Regions from separate parts of the Homo sapiens genome. Here region 2 is linked to region 1. Evidence: read pairs that join two places in POLR2A ChIA-PET (ENCODE). Cell type or tissue: PC-9. All regions are shown on one strand. Links, peaks and the distances in the headings refer to the core of each region. The heading gives the core; the rest is flanking DNA. Region 1 overlaps ARMC9 (armadillo repeat containing 9). Region 2 overlaps ARMC9 (armadillo repeat containing 9).

Region 1 (5,374 bases), core at 178-5,177:
TCACCGCAACCTCCGCCTACCGGGTTCACGCCATTCTCCTGCCTCAGCCTCCTGAGTAGCTGGGATTACAGGCACCTGCCACCATGCTCAGCTAATTTTGTTTAGTATTTTTAGTAGAAACGGGGTTTCACCGTGTTAGCCAGGATGGTCTCAATCTCCTGACCTCGTGATCCGCCCACCTCGGCCTCCCAAAGTGTTGGGATTACAGGCGTGAGCCACTGCGCCTGGCCCAGATGTGCAAAGTTTTAATCCACCAGGATTCACCAACCAAAGTCACATACGATGTAAAAATCAACCCAAACTAAAGTTACACACCACTAATCCAGCTCACAGCCTACCCAGCCCTGGTTTGATGTTACACCACTCCAAGAAAAACTCTAGAGGCTGCTCTGCCTACGGAGTAACCATTCTTTGATTCCTTTATTTTCTTTAGAAAAAAAACAAAAACAACCAAACAAAAAAAAATCCTCTATGGAAAACGATGGGTTCTCCCTGACCAAACTCCCAGGGGCATTTCAAACTGCCTAGTTAAATACATTGTGAAGAACAAAAGCAATATGAATCATTATATTATTCTGGTTTTTTTCTTTATTAAGATTTTCTCTTCAAGTATAAAAATGTGCACTTTGTACCAAGTCAAACATTTTCTACACGTGTTTAAAAAACATTAACAACCCCTCTTCCACCCCACTCTCTTTTAATCCTGATCCTGTCCATAGGCAAAATCATCACCTACTTTACGGAGATTCTTGTCCCATTTATTTTGTGTGTGTGTGTGTGTGTGTGTGTGTGTGTGTGTGTGTGTTTCTTTTTGCCACTACAGGTAGTGCTGTATTATGTACTAAAATACATCTGAGAAACATATAAGCAGATACAGTGTGTAGTGCTTGTTTGAACTGACTCAAATAAACCAACTGTAAAAAGATATTTTGAGAAAATAAGGAAAATCTTGAATATGGAGTGGACTGGTATTAGATACTAAGGAATTAGTGTTAACTGTATTTGGTGTTGTGGCTATGTGCTTGTATATTAAAGCCTCTGATCAGTTAGAAATGTATATTGAATGATTTACAGGTGACATGACATGTTTGGAATTGGCTTTTAAAGAACTCCAGGGTGGGGGCAGGGAATAAGTAGAGGAGAAGAAAGCAAGCAAGATTAGTGAAATGCCATTTATTGCTGAAGCTGGGTGATGGGCACTTGGGGATCCATTTTATGATTCTCCCCTGTGTGCATGAAATTACAGAAGCCTTGTTAAAAATCTTATTGTCAGTTAATGATACTTAAATTTTTTTCAATTTTTTTCAATTTTTTTCAATTTTTTTTTTTTTTATAGATAGGGTCTCACTATATTGCCCAGACTGGTCTTGAACTCCTGGGCTCAAGCAATCCTCCTGCCTCAGCCTCCAGAGTAGCTGGGATTACGGGTGTGCGCCACCATGCTTGTACTTACTGATATTTTGTTTTATGAGCTAAGCTAGACTTCCAAAATCTAGATCAAAGGGTATGTGATTTTCAATTCTGATAAACATTGCCAGACACCCCGCACTGAAGGAAAGCTTTCCTTTTTCGTTATCAGTACTGGAGCCTATCACTCTAAAACTTCCATCAATTCGAAGGGTAGAAAAGAGTTTACTTTCTTAAACTTTAGTGATATTGGCCATTATTTTTCATAGACATTACCTGCTTTTTGACTTTGCCTTCATGCCTTATGTGATACCAGATTGTTTTCATGGATTTCAGTCTTGCTTAAGAAGGTCTACCCTACCTCAAGATGATACACACATTCTCTCAATTCTTCTAACATTTTCATAGCTTTATTTTTTACATTTAGAGATTTCATCCTTCTGGAATTCATGCTACTGTATTTTCCTCTGTGGTGTGAATGAGGCATGCAACTTTGTTTTGTTGTTCCCCGAGAGCCAGCTGTGCTGCGTCATGTAAGTCCCACCCAGGCCATCCAACATCACCTCAAAATGCTTCCATCAGTAAGTCTTGCTTCCTCCCTATCTTTTTCTTCACCTCCTTTTTGTTCTTCCTTTTTAAATTAGAATGTGAACACTAAGGTGGAAGGAACATCATCTTCAGGCCCCAGAGCTCCCTACAGCCTGACACCAGCTGCTTTACACACTTCCTAGCCCTGACAGCATCTGACTCCGTGACCCATGAAATAAACCACCCCTTTCCTACCTCTGTTGTCTGCTAGGTATACATCTATCCTTAGGTTTGTTTCTGGACTCTGCAGCCCCCTGCTACTCAAAGTGTGCTCCTCAGACAAGCAGCATCATCCAGCTCTCATTGGAAATGCAGAATTTTGGGTCCCATCCCAGACTTCCTGAACCAGAACCTGCACTTCAGCCAGGTCCCCAGCGGACATGCCTGCACAATAAACTTGGAGAAGCCCAACTCTGGTCCATAACATTTTTTTTTCTTTTTTTTGAGACACAGTCTCACTCTGTCTCCCAGGCTGGAGTACAGTGGCATGACCTCAGCTCACTGCAACCTCCGCCTACTGGGTTCAACCCAGCCAAACCGCGCCCAGCCAAACACCACTTTTACATGGCTCAGATCAGCCAGGCACAGTGGCCCCGGCCTGTAAACCCAGCACTTTGGGAGGCCGAGGCAGGCAAATCACTTGAGGTCAGGAGTTCAAGACCAGCCTGGCCAACATGGTGACACTCCATCTCTACTAAAAATACAAAAAATTAGCTGGGCGTGGTGGCACAAACCTGTAGTCCCAGCTACTCAGGAGGCTGAGGCAGGAGAATCGCTTGAACACAGGAGACTGAGCTGCGATCACACCACTGCACTCCAGCCTGGGTGACAGACCAAGACTCCATCTCAAAACACAAAAACAAAAACAAAAACAAAAACAAAAAACAATGAAAATAAAAACTAAAATTAAAAAAGTGGCTCAGACCATGCATGTATGTTTTTATACTTTTTAACCCTTGATTGTTTTAATAAAGAAATTACCTATTCCTGTTGTTGGCTTAAATAGTGAGTTTAGAAAATAAGTTTGAAATGTCATCTAAATTATTCATCTAGCTGGGCATAGCCGTTCACGCCTGTACTCCCAACACTTTGGGAGGCTGAGGCAGGAGGATCACTTGAGCCCAGGAGTTTGAGACCAGCCAGAGCAACATGATGAAACCCTATCTCTACAAAAAAAAAAAAAAAAATTAGGGGGTTGTGATGGCACGTGCCTGTGGTCCCAGCTACTCAAGAGGCTGAGGTGGGAGGATTGCTTGAGCCTGGGAGGTTGAGGCTGCAGTGAGCTAAGATCACACCATTGCACTCCAGCCTGGGCAACAGAGTGAGACCCTGTATCAAAAAAGAAAAAAATTATTCACCTAACACCTTACAGAGACCAAGAAGCTAAGATAACAAGTCAGACGGGTCAAGTAAGGACATGGCCATACTAAAATATTAGCATGGCTGGGAGCGGTGGCTCATGCCTGTAATCCCAGTACTTTGGGAGGCCGAGGTGGGTGGATCACTTGAGGTCAGGAGTTCGAGACCAGCCTGACCAACATGGTGAAACCCCGTCTCCACTAAAAGTACAAAAATTAGCTGGGCATGGTGGCGGGCGCCTGTAATCCCAGCTACTTGGGAGGCTGCGGAAGGAGAATTGCTTGAATCAGTGAGGCAGAGGTTGCAGTGAGCCGAGATCGTGCCATTGCATTCCAGCCTGGGTGACAAGAGCAAAGCTCTGTCTCAAAAATAAATAAAATATTACCATAATATATAAAGAAAAATACTTGATAATTAGTGATATTGGCTGGTTATTTCCACAAATGAAATTTATCAACATTCTCCTTTTTCCGTAGCCAAAAAACGTTTTCTACCTTTTAAAACACTCTTTTGCTAAACTCTCTATCATTCTATTTGCCCTGTGAAGAAACTGGTTGAAAAGCAGTAATAATTGGCCCTTTCATGAGTACAGCCAGTCTGATAAACATTATTACAACTTTAGTATCTAATAAAATAAACAAAGCTGGAGATGGCTGTAGAAGGAGTGGCTCAGCATGCTCTCAATGAGAGAAGGCCAGCCAGGCAACACAGTGAGACTCATCTCAACAAAAAGTAAAAATTAGCCAGGTGTGGTGGTGCACACCTGTAGTCCCAGCTACTCGGGAGGCTGAGGTGGAAGGATCACCTGAGCCCAGGAGGTTGAGGCTGCAGTGAGCTATGATTGTACCACTGCGGTGCAGCCTTGGTGACAGAGCAAGACCCTGTCTCAAAAAAAAATAATAAAATAAGGAGAGAAGGCTGCAGTATTTCATGCATTTGGCAAGCAAAGCATACCTACTGACTGCCCCCATCAGCCAGGTCTCTGCTATGCGCTAGTGATACGCAGTGAAGAAAGCAAATGCCCTTCTCAGAGCACTCACAATCCAATGAGGAGGATAAATGACCGAATAACTCCCCACGCCTCAGTTTCCTCATCTGCATAATGGTGGCACCAGCAGTACCTACCTCACAGGATTGTTAAGGAATTAAATTAGTTAAGAGTGGCCAGGCCGGGTGCAGTGGCTCACATCTGTCATCCCAGCACTTTGGGAGGCTGAGGCAGGTGAATCACAAGGTCAGGTGTTTGAGACTAGCCTGGCGAATATGGTGAAACCCCATCTCTACTAAAAATACAAAAATTAGCCAGGTGTGGTGGCGGGCACCTGTAGTCCCAGCTACTTGGGAGGCCGAGGCAGGAGAATCGCTTGAATCCGGGAGGCGGAGGTTGCAGTGAGCCAAGATTGCACCACTGCACTCCAGCCTGGGTGACAGAGCCAGACTCCATCTCAAAAAAAAAGGAAAAGAAACAGAAAAAGAAAAGAAAAAAGTGGCCTCTTCACTCTCTACATCTCCCAAAGTATCAGGTCCTACTGATTCCATCCCACAGCTGCTACCTTCTCTCCAATCCCCATGCCAGGGGCTCCATTCAGGACTTCTTCTCTCCTCTGAACTACCACCTTAGCTTAATAAGGATGTACTCACTGACATTTACTGAGGGCTCACTAGTCACCAGGCATGCCACTGTAGGAACTTTACACATATTAACTCATTTCATGCACTGCCATTTCCACTTTCAGATCAGCAAACACAGGGACTGAGCAACTTCCCCTAGAACAAGAATCTAATCAGGCAGTCGGGTCCCAAAGTCCACATTTGCTCTGCCCACTCCCCTGCTTCAGGTCTCTCCTCCAGCCCTCCTTCCACACTCAACACAGGGGTCTTTGTAAAAATCGCATCTGCTCAGCCTCAACCCAGGCCCCCGCAAGGCTTTAGTCACCAGCTCCTCTCCCTGGCAGCCCCTCACTCTCTTCGGCCTCCTTCACCCCCCATCCTCCAAGATAGCTCCGATCTTCCCTGGCCT
Region 2 (5,374 bases), core at 119-5,118, 120 kb before region 1:
TCTAATGTGCCCAGCCTGGAGCCGCTGCCAAGAATTCACGAGATGAACCAGGGTCCCGGCCCTGGATGAGCTTCTGGTCATCTCATGGGTAACCTGGCCTCCTGTTTACCTCCTCTGCCTGCGCTCCTGAGGAGTCAGGGGGCCATGGAAAAATCCAGCGCTTAGCCTTTATTTACGACCATTGGGACCAGAGATGTCCCCATTGAAGGGTCTGTGGGCAGATCAGGTGCCTGGGGGAGGGCACGCGACTTTTCTCTGCTTTCCATTTCCCTTCATACACTCATACACACACACACACACACACACACACACACACACACACACACACACACACACACACCACTAAATACTGATGGGTTTTATTTGATTTTAGAGCTTGGGTAACATCCAGGACACCTGTGACTTGCTGGTCCTGAAGGCAAACATCCTTCCTCTGTCCTAAGACTGGATTCTGATGACAGCCCTGGTGAGGGGCGTGCGCAGGCCTCCCCCGCGGGATGGGTCACTTTGCTGGTAGAGCTGTTTATGTTTATGGTCCCAGTGCAGGGAGGGAGGCAGAGGGTGCTCCCTGGTCACACTGGTGGCCTTTTTAAGGCCTTCAAAAAACGTGTGCAGAAGAGCAGAGCTTTGAAGAGGCTGGAACACACCATATTCTCAGAATTTTTTTTTTGGGGACGGAGTCTCGCTCTGTCACCCAGGCTAGAGTGCAGTGGCACGATCTCGGCTCACTGCAAGCTCCGCCTCCCGGGTTCACGCCATTCTCCTGCCTCAGCCTCCAGAGTAGCTGGGACTACAAGCGCCCGCCACCACGCCCGGCTAATTTTTTTGTATTTTTTTAGTAGAGACGGGGTTTCACCACGTTAGCCAGGATGGTCTCGATCTCCTGACCTCGTGATCTGCCCGCCTCAGCCTTCCAAAGTCCTGGAATTACAGGCGTGAGCCACCGCACCTGGCCTTCTTTCTCAGATTTTAACACAGGAAGAAAACACCAACTTTGCTGCTGAGACGCAGGCTTGAGAATAAAATGAGCTTCACCCTGAGTTCCTTCTGGGTCCTGGTAGTCAGCCCAAGTGAGGAGGGCTGGCTTCAGCAGCCTTGGAAAAGCCCTGCTCCAGGCTGGCCCTACACTGTCGCCCTGTTGGGGCCTGGAGGGCCAGGGCTGCAAATCCAGCACCTGCTGTTTCTGGGGCCAGAAGATCTCCTGCGGGCAAAAGCCACCCCTCTCCTCTGTGTGTGAAGGGTGAGCAGGAAATTCCCCTCTCCAGGAGGGCAATGCCAGGCTCTCCCCAGCCCTCCTTGGTGGCTCTGCCCTGGGAGAAAGTGACCCGGCTGGCGGGGCTGCGATGGCCTTGCTCTGGTGCTGCCTGGAGAGCCGGCCTCCCCTCAGCTCCCAGAGTCTTGTGGACAACTGTCCCTTCACATCCATCACCGGCAGCTGCTGCCAGCTGAGAGCGGGAAGCTGGCTGGTCCTCCGGCAACGTGATGGGGACACCCGGGGACATCCTTACTTCCTGTGAGACTGGCTGCCTGGAGAGAAAAGCCAGAGCAAGATGCCAGTGCTGTGTGGTCTCCGCACAGAATCCCCTCTGTCCCACTCAGTCCCTCTTTCAGCCGGCTCAGAAGCGAGGGAACCTTCCCTCTCCCAGGTCACCTGTTCTGTGGCCTGGGCTCGACTGGCGGGCCGGCTCTTTCCTCACAGGAAGCAGGCTGCTTGGTGCGGGTCACTCAGTCAGCTTTGCTGGCAACAGCTCACGTGTTTGTTGAGCCCACAGGACACACAACGCCCATGGCTGGCTGAGCTGTCCACACCGTGGCCACGCTATGCTGCTAGATGTGGGGCCAGGCCAGCCACCAGCTGCTGGTGTCACTGTTGCTATGACTGGGGATCCCTGCCCCAGTGGCACCTTCCTCCTGGCCGAGCCTCCCCTGGATTTGCTGCACCTCCTCTGCGCCTGACCTGGGCTGCGACTGGCTGGGCTGGGGTTTTGGGTGTGTTTCCCAGTGGGAAGTGGGAGGGGTCCCAACCTGGCTCCCCAGCCATGGCCATTACCCCCACTTCCAACCCAGCGTGTCCCCAGCTGACCAGAGCGCCCAGGGCCTGGCCAGGAAGGTAGTAGGGTGGGGCGGGCTGGGGGCGGCCAAAGAAATGCGCATATCCTAAGCGGGACTCCTTTCGTCCTGCCTGGCCTTTTGTTCTGTCCTTTTGTTTTCCCTGTGTTTTGGTAAAGCCCTCTAGAAAGGTTCAGCTCAGTTGGGGCGTGGAGGTGGAGGGGCTATCAATTGGCAGAGGCTGGAAGGGGACAGAGAAAGACAAAGAAGTGGTCCTTACAGTGAGCCTCAGGTGAGAGGGTGAGAGAGAGGCCCCAGGGAGAGAGTGGGGGCCCTTGGGCCCATCCCATCTTCAGGCCCTTCTGGCGGCCCCTCCATCCAGCCTGCGAGCAGACACCCGCTTCTGTTTGACCTGGGGGTGGCCTGACCGAGGCTGGGCCAGGCAGGGACACAGTGGCTGAACCAGGGGCTGGACCACCTCCCACCAGGGCAGGTCCGAGTTTCAGGGCCAACCCCGGGGCAGCAGGGCCAGCTCAGGGCCAACTCTGTGAGCTCCACAGAGGGAAGTGGGGAGGGGCTTCTCTCTCAGTGACCTGCCTGGAGGTCTCACTCCTCAGCTTGAGTTTGAGTCACTGAGGCCAAAGGGAATTTAATAGGAAGGAAGATTCATGCAGAACCGGTCCCTGGAGGAAAGGAAGCCACCTGCTGGGGCCTGGTTGTGTGGGGAAGGGAAGCAGGCCTTCTGCCCTTCTGGCCTGGCCTGGTACACACAGGAGCACGGGGCCAAATATAGCAGCAAAATGCCCTTCCCTGCAGGTTGGCGGGTGGCCAGGCTCCCACGCCAGTGGGGCCCAGGCTGACTTACTCGGCAGGCCCCTTGTGGAGGACGCTGTGGAGCCGGGGCGGCTGGCCTGCTGGGGGCCACACGAAGAGAACAGAGGGGCCAGAACTGACGCCTTTGCCTTGGGTGGGTTCCAGTCCAGCATCTCTGGAGTGCAGGGGGCCCGGGGCTTGCAGGTGAAGGCTGATGCACATTCCCTAGAACAAAACGTGCAACCTGGAGTCCCAGCTACTACAGCATTAGAAACCACAGGAGGGGCCGGGTGTGGTGGCTCCCGCCTATAATCCCAGCACTCTGAGAGGCCAAGGCGGACAAATCACCTGAAGTCAGGAGTTAGAGACCAGCCTGGCCAACATGGTGAAGCCCCGTCACTACTAAAAATTCAAAAATTAGCCGGGCGCGGTGGCGGGCACCTGTAATTCCAGCTCCTCAGGAGGCTGAGGCAGGAGAACCGCTTGAACCTGGGAGGAGGTTGCAGTGAGCCAAGACGGCACTGTTGCACTCCAGCCTGGGCGACAAGAGCAAAATTCTGTCTCAAAAAAAAAAAAAAAGAAACTGGCTGAGCATGGTGGCTCACGCCTGTAATCCAACACTTTGGGAGGCCGAGGCGGGCGGATCACCTGAGGTCAGGAGTTCGAGACCAGCCTGACCAATATGGTGAGACCCCCGTCTCTACTAAAAATACAAAAATTACCCAGGCATGGTGGCAGATGCCTGTAGTCCCAGCTAGTCAGGAGGCTGAGACAGGAGAATTGCTTGAACCTGGGAGGCAGAGGCTGCAGTGGGACAAGATCACGCCACTGCACTCCAGCCTGGGTGACAGAGTGAGACTCTGTCTCAAAAAAATAAAATAAAAAAAAAGAAAAAAAAGAAAGCACAGGAGGAAGGAGACGATGGGCATAAGGTGGGGAAATGCAGGCACCCATGGGCAAGAATCCCCATGCCATGGAGCCTTGGGTCCAGCCCCACCGCTCTCCAGATGGTGATTGCACGGGAGTTCCCTGACACCTTGGGAGCCTCAGTTTCCCTGCCTGTAAAATGTCTAAGGAACAGCTGTGAGAATTCAGTGAGGACATATCCTGGGCCCAGTTGTTAGCACCCCTTAGATGGAAGTATAGTTCTGGGAAGTAGGACTTGGGAGGAGACTGTGGGATTCTTTTGGTTTGATTTGTTTCTATATGCCTTTTTTTACATTGATAACATATCACTTTAATAATTAGAAAAATAGGCCGGGCGCGGTGGCTCATGCCTGTAATCCCAGCACTTTGGGAGGCCAAAGTGGGCAGATCACAAGGTCAGGAGTTCGCGACCAGCCTGGCCGGCATGGTGAAAACCCATCTCTACTAAAAATACAAAAAATTAGCGGGGCATGGTGGTATGTGCCTGTAATCCCAGCTACTTGGGAGGCTAGGCAGGAAGATCACTTGTGCCTGGGAGGTCAAGGCTGCAGTGAGCTTTGTTCACGCCAGGGCCCTCCAGCTTGGGCAACAAAGTGTGACCCTGTCTCAAAAAATAAAATTTTTGTATCACTCATAACACTATTCCCCCAAATATTTTCCATATTCTACCTTTTGCCTATGTGACATTGTTGCTTACTTGTGGGTACAGTTACAGGCTCCTGTTACCACTCTGCTTTTATGAGTCTCATCCCACCCTCTCCACACATCCATGCAGCCTGTCGTTAGCATTTACAAGAGTTGGGTATTATTTCTTCTGATTGATATACTCGGATTTAATAAATGGATGTTCTCCTTTTCTTTCATTCATTGATCAAGCTCACGCGTGCTGAGAATTCTGCTAGGGGCTGGGGATCAGAGATCAGGATGCATTTCCTGATGGGATGAGTTCACAGATACGCGGGGCTATCTGACCAGGGAACTGGGTTGTAAAATCATTACATGAAAGCTTTGCTGATGCTTTTTTCACACATACAAAGGAGCTTTGTACGTGGTCTAGTGAGGTGGTTTCTTTCTTTTTTAAACTGATAAATAATTGTACATATTTATGGGGTACAGTGTGATATTCTGATGCAGGTATAACGTGTGTAACCATCAAATGAGGTGTTTTAAAATTATTTGGTTCAAATTTTTATGTTTTACTATTCATATTTTGATATTTTGTGTCATTATTATAATAGTTAACTTATTTTAATTTATCTTTTTTTTTTTTTTGAAATGGAGTTTTGCTCGTTGCCCAGGCTGTAGTGCAATGGTGCGATCTCGGCTCATTGCAACCTCTGCCTCCTGGGTTCAAGTTCTCGTGACTCAGCCTCCCGAGTAGCTGCAATTACAGGCGCCCGCCACCACGCCCGGCTAATTTTTGTATTTTTAGAAGAGACAGGGTTTCACAATGTTGGCCAGGCTGGTCTCAAACTCCTGACCTCAGGTGATCCACCCACCTCTGCTTCCCAAAGTGCTGGGATTATAGGTATGAGCCACCGCGCCCGGCCAGTTAACTTATTTTAAATTGTAGTAAAATATCCAT

Evidence for each region. Peaks named below come from ENCODE experiments on the same cell type or tissue, not always from the same donor. Only the 100,000 strongest peaks of a DNase experiment are listed, where the experiment ranks them.
Region 2: POLR2A ChIA-PET joins it to region 1 with 5 read pairs; 3 of 35 experiments call an interaction of 5 or more read pairs at or near these places.

The regions. Positions count from the first base shown.
Region 1 is chr2:231,250,612-231,255,985 of GRCh38, reverse strand. The region is part of intron 9 of ARMC9 (armadillo repeat containing 9); the gene reads right to left. Among named protein-coding and RNA genes, the nearest start is that of ARMC9, 55 kb to the right of the region's middle. In PC-9, for the core only: no CTCF peak of the experiment used is centred there; no DNase peak of the experiment used is centred there.
Region 2 is chr2:231,367,666-231,373,039 of GRCh38, reverse strand. ARMC9 (armadillo repeat containing 9) reads right to left here. Exons shown (of 25, transcript NM_001352754.2): 24 at 2,915-3,087; 25 at 1-1,527. The coding sequence ends at 1,505. Among named protein-coding and RNA genes, the nearest start is that of MIR4777, 7.6 kb to the right of the region's middle. RefSeq lists enhancers at 1,407-2,054, 2,055-2,701, 2,702-3,349, 3,350-3,996. In PC-9, for the core only: no CTCF peak of the experiment used is centred there; a DNase peak (open chromatin) is centred at 2,719; H3K27ac peaks cover 1,532 bases.